Linked DNA regions of Homo sapiens: region 2 is linked to region 1. Evidence: read pairs that join two places in POLR2A ChIA-PET (ENCODE). Cell type or tissue: MCF 10A. All regions are shown on one strand. Region 1 overlaps LINC02801 (long intergenic non-protein coding RNA 2801). Region 2 has its middle 39 kb from the start of LINC02801.

Region 1 (5,000 bases):
CCCATCTGGGTCTTTGTGCTCACCTGGGTTCATATTTGTGGACCGTTTCCACGGCTTTGTCAATTTTCTGTGAATAACAGAGTGTTGTGCATAACAGCAATGGGTCATTAGTCCAATTAAGTCTGCAGCCATTTCAATGGCTTCTGTAGGAGGAGATGGAACACAATATGTAATTTCAGCTTTTCTTGTGATGGTTTTCAATCCTTCCATGAACTAAATCATTATATCAGTTTTTTATTTTTTTTTATATGTCCCATTAAACTACAGAACTGGAACATACTTGTGAATGGTTTCTTTCTGCTTTAACTCAAGGAGTTCCTGACATAACAAAAACTGGTAATTAACTGGCTCAGAGACTTTTACAATAGCCTCTTTAAATAAGTTCCAGCATGCAGCCTCGCCATCCCACTCCACACTGCTGATAGCGCCGCAACGCACCCTCTATTAAACCAGCTATCACTCCTGCCGTCAGCTCCCTCACTCTCCGCCACGCTGTTGTTCTGCCTGGAAATGCCCACCTCTCTCCAGTTTCCCTCCTTAGTGAAGTCATCCCTTGATGTGGGACTCCTCCCTCTCTGTTCTCAGCCAAGCCCTTTCTTCACTCCCTGAGAATTCAACCTCAATAGCATCAGCATCACAGGGCCAGGGCTTCTGAGGTTCATTTTAAATGTAGATGATGCAAGGATTCAGTCCAGAAGAATGTCCAGAGGAATGTCACCCTGGCTCTCAGCCACACGCTGTGAACCCTGATCTGCTACTCCACTTCCGCTTTCTACTACCAGCCTCAGCAAGGAAAGCCCCAGTTTCTTTCTGGAAATAATCCAGTCAGTTCAACAGATTACCACAAAAGCCCCTTCCTGATCTTCCTGCTCCCAAACTTGCCCACCCCACCTACAGCTCCTTTTCCACAAAGCAGCCGTAGTGCTCTTTGAAAATGCAGCATTTCTCCCTAAGGTTTTCATTGCCCTTGGAATAAACCTAATTCCTTACCAGGGCCAGGGTCATCTCTGAACACTCTCCTCATGCTCACTGTGTTCCTACCTCCCTTCTGCTCCTCAAAGCCAAGCCAGCGTAGCTCTGGGGCCTTTGCATCAGCTGCACCCTGGGCCTGCAGTGCCAATTTGCATATGTCTGGTTCCCTCTTGCCTCAGGTCTCCACTCAGCAGTCATCTCCTCTGGGAGCCCTTCCTTCACCACCACCACCACACACACACACACACACACACACACACACACACACACACACACCACAAACCACTGTATCCCTGTATTCTATTATTTACTTTTATTTTTAATAACAATCTCACTCTACAATTATTGCTACAATCCTTTGCCTATCTGTACCTGTGTTTCACCCATAGAATGTAAGCCCCTTGAGAGCAGAGACCATTTGTCTTGCTTGTGTCACATCTGCATCTGCATTTGGCACACAATAGATGCTCAGGAAATATTTCTCGAATGAAGGGTTTTGTAACAGGAGCTGTACGATGCGCAGAAACTCCACCAATGACCAAGACCCCCCCACCTTGGGCTCCACAGCCTAGAGGGGTAAGCAGATAAGAAAATATTATCTGAACTCAAGTACACTTTAGAAGTGCAATGGGGATGCACTGTGGTGGTGAGCTGTACAGGGCCTTGGGGGAGCAGAGCTCTGCCCTTATGTTAAACCACCAAGGTGTGTGTAGATCAAGGATAGGTGATCTTTGGCAGAGGTTTGGTACTGAAACAAAGTGACTGAAGTTAAACAACAAACACCAAACACCAAACTGAAATGAAGGCAGTTCCTGGTTAAATACACCAACTCTGTTAATAACTCACCCTGCTGTGCAAATTTATTAAAGCAGTCTCCAAATAAACAAGTCCTAAAACTAATCAGGAAGTGGAAAAACATAAAAATAATCCCCAGCCCACAACACACAACCATGAAAACAAGAAATAAAGAAAAATCTTCTATATAAAACCCGCGGGGCCAAACTCTGTCCTCAATTAGTGGTGCCGGCTGCCAGCTGAAGTCAATGGAGGTTTTCAGTCCAATAATAGAGGCAAGATTCGGGGCCCACGATGCATTTCATTTACTTTTGGGTAATAAACCAGGAATGTCAAGTAGATGTGCGTGGGCTTCGATGACATGAAACTTAAACCTAACAGCACTATCCTCCATGTTGAGATCCACTGGAGCTCAGGGCAGCCAAGGAGGTTCTACAGTGTTTGTGAAGAGACAACTTGCGTGGGTTGTGCTAGGCATCACTAGGAGGAGGGAACTCGTCTGGCCAGGCCTACACCCTGCCCAGGACTGGCTGCATAATTTGTGGGCCCCAGTGCAAAATGAAAATAACTCCTTGTTCAAAAATAATTAAGAAGTTCAAGATGTTAACAACAGAACATTAAACCAAGTCCAAGGCCCTTCTGAGCACAGAGTCCTATACAGTTGCATAGTTTGGACACTTATGGAGCCAGCCCTGAGTAGGAAAAATTCTGGAACACAAGCTTGGGCTCAGATTTAGAGCTCTGCATCAGTGTCACAGCTGACAATTTTTAAGCACTTCCTATGTTACCAGGAACTGTTCTAAGTGCTTTACCCATATTAACTCACTGATGCCTCACAGCAAGCCCATGCAAAAAGAAGTCCAAGTAGCCCCATTATATATTGAACAAATTGAGCTGCCCAAGGTCATACAGCTTGTAAGTGGCTGAGCCAAGATTCAAACCCACATGATCTAGCTGTTAGCCACCTTCTACTGCTTGTTAGCAGTAGTCATGTTAACTGTGTTAGTCACTCGACACGTCATTGTGTTTCTCTCATTCTAACAAGCCTCTTACTCATATCTCATGAGATTCATTTCCATCACAACCAAGGACTGTCTGAATTAAATTATCCACTTTGTGGCTTGCTACTTGTGTGACTTTGAATCAGTTCTTTGGCCACTCTAAGTTCAAATTTCCTCATCTGAATAAAAGAGATTAAAATAGTACTGATCTCATGATTGAGTTTGTTGAAGGAAAATGCCAGGTGAATAGGCAGTACTCAATAAAATGTTAGCTCCTGCTATTGCTATTATTGTTTGCAAACCTTAAATAGATCTTAAGCTGACTGTAATAAAATAATAGTTACCATGTATTGAAACTTATCATATACCAGGAAATTTACATAGATCATATCATATATTACTACAAACCTAATGAAGGACACCAAGATAACTAAATAGGGAAAGAATATTCTTTTTAACAAATGATGCCAGGACAATGACATATCCATATATGTACAAAATAATAAAGGTAGACCCCTTCCTCACACCATATACAAAAATTCAAAATGGATTATAGACCTAAATGTAAGAATCAAACTATGAAACTCTTAGAGAAAAACATAGGACTGAATCTTTATAATCTTGGGCTAGGCAATGGTTTCTTATACAGGGCACAAAAAGTACAAGCTACAAAAGGAAAAAACAGAAAAATTGAACTTCAACAAAATTTTGAAATTTTGGGCAACAGAGGACACCATTAGGAAAGTGAAGAGAACCCATAAAATAGGAGGAAATACTTGCAAATCATATATTTGATGAGGAAATTGTATCCAGAATATAAATAATTCTTATAACTCAACAATAGAAAGACAACCCAATTAAAAATTAGCAAAGAATTTTAATAGACATTTCTCCAAAGAAAATATACAAATGGCCAATAAGCACGCAAAAGATCTTCAATATCATTTGTTGTTAAAGAAATGCAAATAAAAATCATAATGTGATACCACTTCACACCAAGATGGCTAAAATCAAAAGGACAGAATACAACAAATTTTGTCAAGGATGTGAAGAAATGGAAACTCTTATTTATTGTTGGCGGGACTATAAATGGTACAACTGCTTTGGAAAATAATTAGATAGGTTCTCAAAAAGTTAAACATACAATTACCTTCAGTTCCAGCAATTCCACTTTTAGGCATATACCCAAGAGATTTGAAGATAGATAATTCAATACAAAAGCTTGTATACAAATGTTCATGGCAGCATTATCCATAATTGCCAAAGAAAACCCAAATGTCCATACACTGATGAATAGATAAACAAAATATGGTATATTCATACAATGAAATATTACTCAGCAATAAAAAGGAATGAAGTACTGATACATGTAAAAGATTGGATGAATCTTAAAAACATTATGTTAAGTAAAAGAAGCCAGTCACAAAAACCACATACTGTATGGTTTCTTTTACATGAAATGTCTAGCATAGACAAATCCAGAGAAACTGAAATAAGTGGTTGCTGGGAGGGATAGGGGAAAGGAGGAATGGAGAGTGACTATTAATGGGTATGAGTTTCTTATGGGGGTGATGAAAATATTCTGGAATTAGATAGTGGCAATTGTTGCATGACTCTAAATATACTAAAAAATCACTGACTGAAATCACTTTAAAAGGGTGAAATGTTATATAGTATGTAAATTATATCTTGAAGAAGCTGTTATGAACAACAAAACCCCCAAATCCTAATAAGGTAGGTTTCATTTTCCCTGTTTGGTAGACAACGAACTGAGATTCAAAGTGGGTAAGAAACTTTCTTAAGGTCAAAGAGCAAGGCAATAGGAGCTACTATTGAAACCTACATGCATCTCATTTCCACATCTACGCCCTTCATTAAACTGCTTCCAAAGCTCTGATAACAACAACAACAACAACAAAAAATCCTTCTCAAAACAAGAAAGAGGTTCCAGCCACATTTGGTTTAGATCTGAGGTCACTTAATTCAAGCCTCATTTTCTCAAGTCCTTTACCGCCAGCTTGATCCTAGGCCCCGGGCAGATGGGTGTGTGGTGAGACACATGGGAAGCCTATGAAAGGTCATAAACTTATGTCAGTCTGGCCACTGACCCAGACTGTGGCCTACTGGCTCTGATGGAGAAGTCTATCCCAAAAATCAATAGTAATGGCAGTGGCTCAATTCAATTGCTCACGAATCCCCATCCATCATTAGGACAGCAGAATGGCAATGCTG
Region 2 (5,000 bases), 51 kb after region 1:
GGCTCACTGCAAGCTCCGCCTCCCGGGTTCACGCCATTCTCCTGCCTCAGCCTCCCGAGTAGCTGGGACTACAGGCGCCCGCCATCACGCCCGACTAATTTTTTTTGTATTTTTAGTAGAGACAGGGTTTCACCGTGTTAGCCAGGATGGTCTCGATCTCCTGACCTCGTGATCCGCCCGCCTCGGCCTCCCAAAGTGCTGGGATTACAAGCGTGAGCCACCGCGCCCGGCCCTCTCTGTTTTGAATTCTTTCTTCATTGGTCCTATTCTCCCTCCCCAGGTCCACTCGGAAAAGGCTGGTCATATTTATCCTCTGGAGTTTCAGCCCTCATCAAGTTTGAACTCCCCATTTACGCACCTCCAGGCCCTTCTTGTCAGCAGTGAGAAAAGGACCTCTGTAAGCAAGGTGCAATGTCTCTGCAAGGGCAGGCACCAGGAGGCAGAGTGCCAGACCTGAACCCAACAGTGAGACCTTAGCCCGTTGACTTAAACTCACCAACTTCAGTTTCCTTATCTGTAAAATGCCCGGATCTCCCTGCTGAATCTGCAGATCTAGTGATAGAGTACATGGGAAACTGCATTGAAAACTATAAAATACTCCACAAAGGTTTGAAGACAAAATTACACTTGCCCTTTAAGAATGCTATTTGAATCCTTCACTGCTCAAGTGACTCTTAGAGCAAATGATTTATCAAGATCATGCTTCTATGATTGAACACTGAGCAGCAGAGTGCCAGTCGCTCATTACCAGAACCTGGCACTCTTATGAGCCCCATTGGCTAGTACCATCCATCCAAATCACTGTAGACATCACAAGCTACATCCTGGAGAAGACATGCTCAGACATGCTCAGCTGTACATCCAGGTCCACCCCTTCTGCATCAACAAATTCCACAAAATGCCTTGCCTAAATAATTCACTCCCACCCTCCATGCCTGAAAGAGGCTTCCACTGTGGGCAAAGAAAATTAGTTCACCATTGCTAGAAAAGTGCCCCACTAGCACCTCCTCCACAGAGATTTCTTCCTCCTCCTCTCCTTGTCCCTCTACCTGCTTCTCCAGACCTCCCCACCCACCCTCCGCAGCTCTGTTAAGTCAGCAGAAGCAAGAAGTCATGAGTTGAAAATGATCTTTTCACCTCCAGAGCCATACCTGTAGCAATTTAAATATTTTCCAAGGTTGGTCACTATTAAACATGTTTTGATTTGTGTGAGTTTTGCAAACCCATTCCAAAGAAATTTAAGCACTGCGTTCTTAGACATTTTCCTGGCTTTTCCTGCTTCTGTGTCATTTCCCATGAGAAGCAGTAGACTAAAATTAAAAGTGAAGGGGGACTCAGGAGCAAGAGTCCGGGTTCTAGTCCCAGCTCTGCCACACACTGGCAGGGTGAACTTGGGCAAGCTACATACCTCCCTGTGACTTGGTTTCTTCATCTGGAAAATGGGAATAATAAAAATAGTAGGAGTAGTACACTCTTCATCGAGTTGTGACTATTAAAATATTTAATCCATTAAAGCACTTAGAACAGTGCCTGACACACAGTAAATTCTTAATAAAGTTAGGATTTGCTTTTAGGGAAAAATAATCATTCCTCCCTTATTGGGTCCTGGTGAAAGCTAAATGAGCTAGATACATATAAAGTACTTAGCATAATTTTGGCTAAAAGTAGGTGTCTGGCAAATGTAAGCTCTTTCCCCTGTCTGAAATGCCCTACCCTCAATGCTCTCTATCAGATTGCTCCAAGTCCCAACTTGAATCCCACCTTCCCCTTCCATGAAGCTTTCCCAGATCACTCCAGCTGAAAGAGAGCTTTCTCTCTCCCGACTTCTCAAAAGCCTCATATCACAGGTTGCTCACACGTGGAATTTATTATCCTCTTTCATGTAATAGAATTTGTGCACATAGCAGCTTTCCAATTTAACTAGAAACTCATAGAGGACAGTCGGGATTAAAATTACATGACCCTTACTCATCACAAACCCTGGATAGATATTTGTAAATGTATTAATAAATAAAAGTTCTGATGAAATGTAAATTCAATAATTTAATGAAAAAATAATCTTTAAGGGTGGAACTTTTAAAAATTCATTTCTTTCAAGCTTCTGTCTGTTTTCAAGTAGCTATTTTGGCGGGGGGAGCCGGGTTGCTAACAGCTGGTCTGTGATCCAGCCTTAGCTTTGTGTATGTGCATCTTCCCAGCCAGGCCCACTGAAGCCTTTCTTGGCCATGCTATGCAGCAGAAAGAAACCAGCAAATCTCAAGTCCATTCAGCTCACAGATGGTAATTATGGTCCAAGTTTTGGGGGAGAATGGGTTTGAGTGAAGCTACTGGCTGAAATCAAGTTTAGGGATTTTCTGTGGATTTCACTTAGTCCAGTTATCTCTCTTCTTCTCTTTCTGTCTCCCTCACACCATCCCCCTGCAGTCACCGTGACGTGAGAAATTTTAGTTTACCAAATGTATCCTTTGAACCTGATTACCTTGAGCATTTTCCATTACAAACTGCTGGCCTTTCTGGGATCCCATTTTTTCAGATGAGATCTTCCCAGAAAGAGGCCCAGAAGATTGGGTTCTTATCTAGCTTTTTTCCAGGCACTTGTGGAAATCGGCCCTCTAGGTAATTCCTTGTATTTTCTACTCAGAGACAATTTTACATTCAATGTTTTTGTGTTTTTAATGTGCATCTTGGATATAGTAGCCCTTCACATGAATACTGCGAAATGTTTGATGAAAGAACAAATGATTGTCCTCCTAAAATCACAACTCTTCCCAAATTACAGAGGCTATGTTCTGGTTGGATTATTAGTTTCCCCACTGCTCCCAGGTTAAGCTCATTCCCCAGAGGGCCCTCATCTCACAGGTCCCCCATTTGCAGGGGACGGATTTTCTCACGTAGCTTCAGCCCTCTCATCCAGAGGACTCAAGGCCCAAAGGGCCACCCGGCATGTGTCAAAGCCACCCCTGCCGGAGTCCATCTTCAACCACCTCCAAATGCTTCTCTGTTGTCCTGGGGTATAGGTGTCTGCTGAAATGGGCATAGGTGGAGAGAAACTGAGGCAGAGAGAGGGCTGGGCTAGCTGATGCATATAAGTACTTTATATGCATCTAGCTCATTTAGCTTTCACCAGGACCCAATAAGTGAGCGGCAGAGTCTAATAACAGAAATCCTCTTTGCTCTAAGTATTGGACTGTATTTCCTCCCAAACAACTTTCAGCTGCTCCACCTTCTGCCCCAGCTCTGGTCCAGGAATTCCAGCCCCGGAGTTTAGCACATAAATTCCCTGGGGCCTCAGCATAGACCCCCGCAGTATGCTGGAAAAGCAGAGTGATAATTACTTAGTGGAATAGATCAGACTCGCATTAAAAATTTTGTCAATTGACAAGCATGTGAATGATCTACCTTCATGGAGTTGTACTTACTAACTTATTAATCCATTATTTAAGTGTTCCATAATTTAAAAACTTTCTTGCTTTGTAAGTGGTAAGACTTTCCAGTTAAAGACAATTACTGTAGTCCCAACACCCACTATGTTCCTGATTAGCTCTGTAATTAAATTACCAATTAAAGGGAACTGAAAAAACTCTTCATTGGATAAAGTAAAATGTCCTTAATTATGATGTTGTATTCTCCATGAACAGAAGTAGAAATATATATACATACACACTCACATACAAGAAATTAAATATATATGTACCCATCTATAAATGTCATCTTTCATAAACTTTTCCCTACCCGCACTTCACACTCAAGTTTCACGTCAAAGTTGTGACTCTCCTTAGTTTTTTTTTTTTTGTTTTTTTTTAAGAGGGTGGGTGGGAGGGAAGAGGGACAAAGCAAGACAACTTTATTGGTTTAAACTTGCCTCATGAAAATAATGATATTGATCAAATTTATAGAGCTTGATTCAAAATGGAATTGTTCAAGCTACTTCCAAATGAGAGCAATATGATTTTTAAAAAGCACATAAAATGCACCGTTGTCATCTAAAGGGCTAACTTTTGCTACCTATGAACCCTGCTTTTTCTCACACAAAAGCAGTTAGGATAGTCTATAAGATAGAACAGTGATCTAGAGGAATCCTGGGGTATTGTGCCTTATGAGTCTGAGGGTTGGACTCTCTGAAGCTTCATGTGGCTTTCACGTTTTTCGAATGCATAATACAAGAGAGGGAATAAAAACAGCTACGATCAGGACGGAAAGGACTTCCCTTTTGTTTCTGTAGTTACACTTTACAAAATTTACCATTTTTCCCTGAGGGTGCAGAATCACTAGTGTGTTAATTAAGTTCACAACAGCACACAGCAAATCAGGAAATAACAACAACAACAAAGCCAAAACTTCTTGCAGCAAAACTGAGTCTCTGAAGTTGCCCATGGCATATGAGGAAGTCATACCCTACCCTCCCATACAAGCATTCCAAATACTTAATGTGCCAAGTAAATCATTTCTTAATTATTGGGAGGTTTTAATTCATTTCCCCAAATCTCCTCTGCTTTCCCCCTCTCCAGTCTCCTCCCAAGTTACTCTATAAATCTGTGCCTTTCAGTGTATTCAAGTCTTTAAGCTAGATTTTGTGTTGTATACTTCAATCAGGGAGAAAGGAATTTAACACAAACATTCCAAAGGAAATTCTAGTAGGGCGATGAAATTTAGTGTGGAAATTTTTATCTCAAAGGAGACATGGATTGGGGAAAGTTCTTATTAAGCAGCAATTTTCCATGGACAAAAACTGAACTCTCATCACTGCTACTATAAGCATAATCACAGGCACATTTGTAAATGGCCTTTGTATACCCGTTTATAGCTTTTAATGAAACCTAGAAACAGAATCCTGAGGTCTATCATTGGGCACTTGCTACTTTAACGCTGGTACATAACAGATGACGAAGTGCAAATGGATTGCCCTTCTTTTCTATTCAAAGAAAAAAAAACTTAGCAGGTATGTCTTGGCTTTTTCCTGGTAAAACTGAAAAAAAAAAATCTCAAAAGAGAATATAGAA

Evidence for each region. ChIA-PET counts read pairs that join two places held together with the same protein. Peaks named below come from ENCODE experiments on the same cell type or tissue, not always from the same donor. Only the 100,000 strongest peaks of a DNase experiment are listed, where the experiment ranks them.
Region 2: POLR2A ChIA-PET joins it to region 1 with 5 read pairs; 3 of 35 experiments call an interaction of 5 or more read pairs at or near these places.

What each region holds. Positions count from the first base shown.
Region 1 is chr1:87,222,170-87,227,169 of GRCh38, reverse strand. All of the region lies in intron 2 of LINC02801 (long intergenic non-protein coding RNA 2801), which reads right to left. Among named protein-coding and RNA genes, the nearest start is that of LINC02801, 12 kb to the right of the region's middle. In MCF 10A, no CTCF peak of the experiment used is centred here; DNase peaks (open chromatin) are centred at 669 and 2,769.
Region 2 is chr1:87,170,763-87,175,762 of GRCh38, reverse strand. No RefSeq gene overlaps it. Among named protein-coding and RNA genes, the nearest start is that of LINC02801, 39 kb to the left of the region's middle. In MCF 10A, no CTCF peak of the experiment used is centred here; no DNase peak of the experiment used is centred here.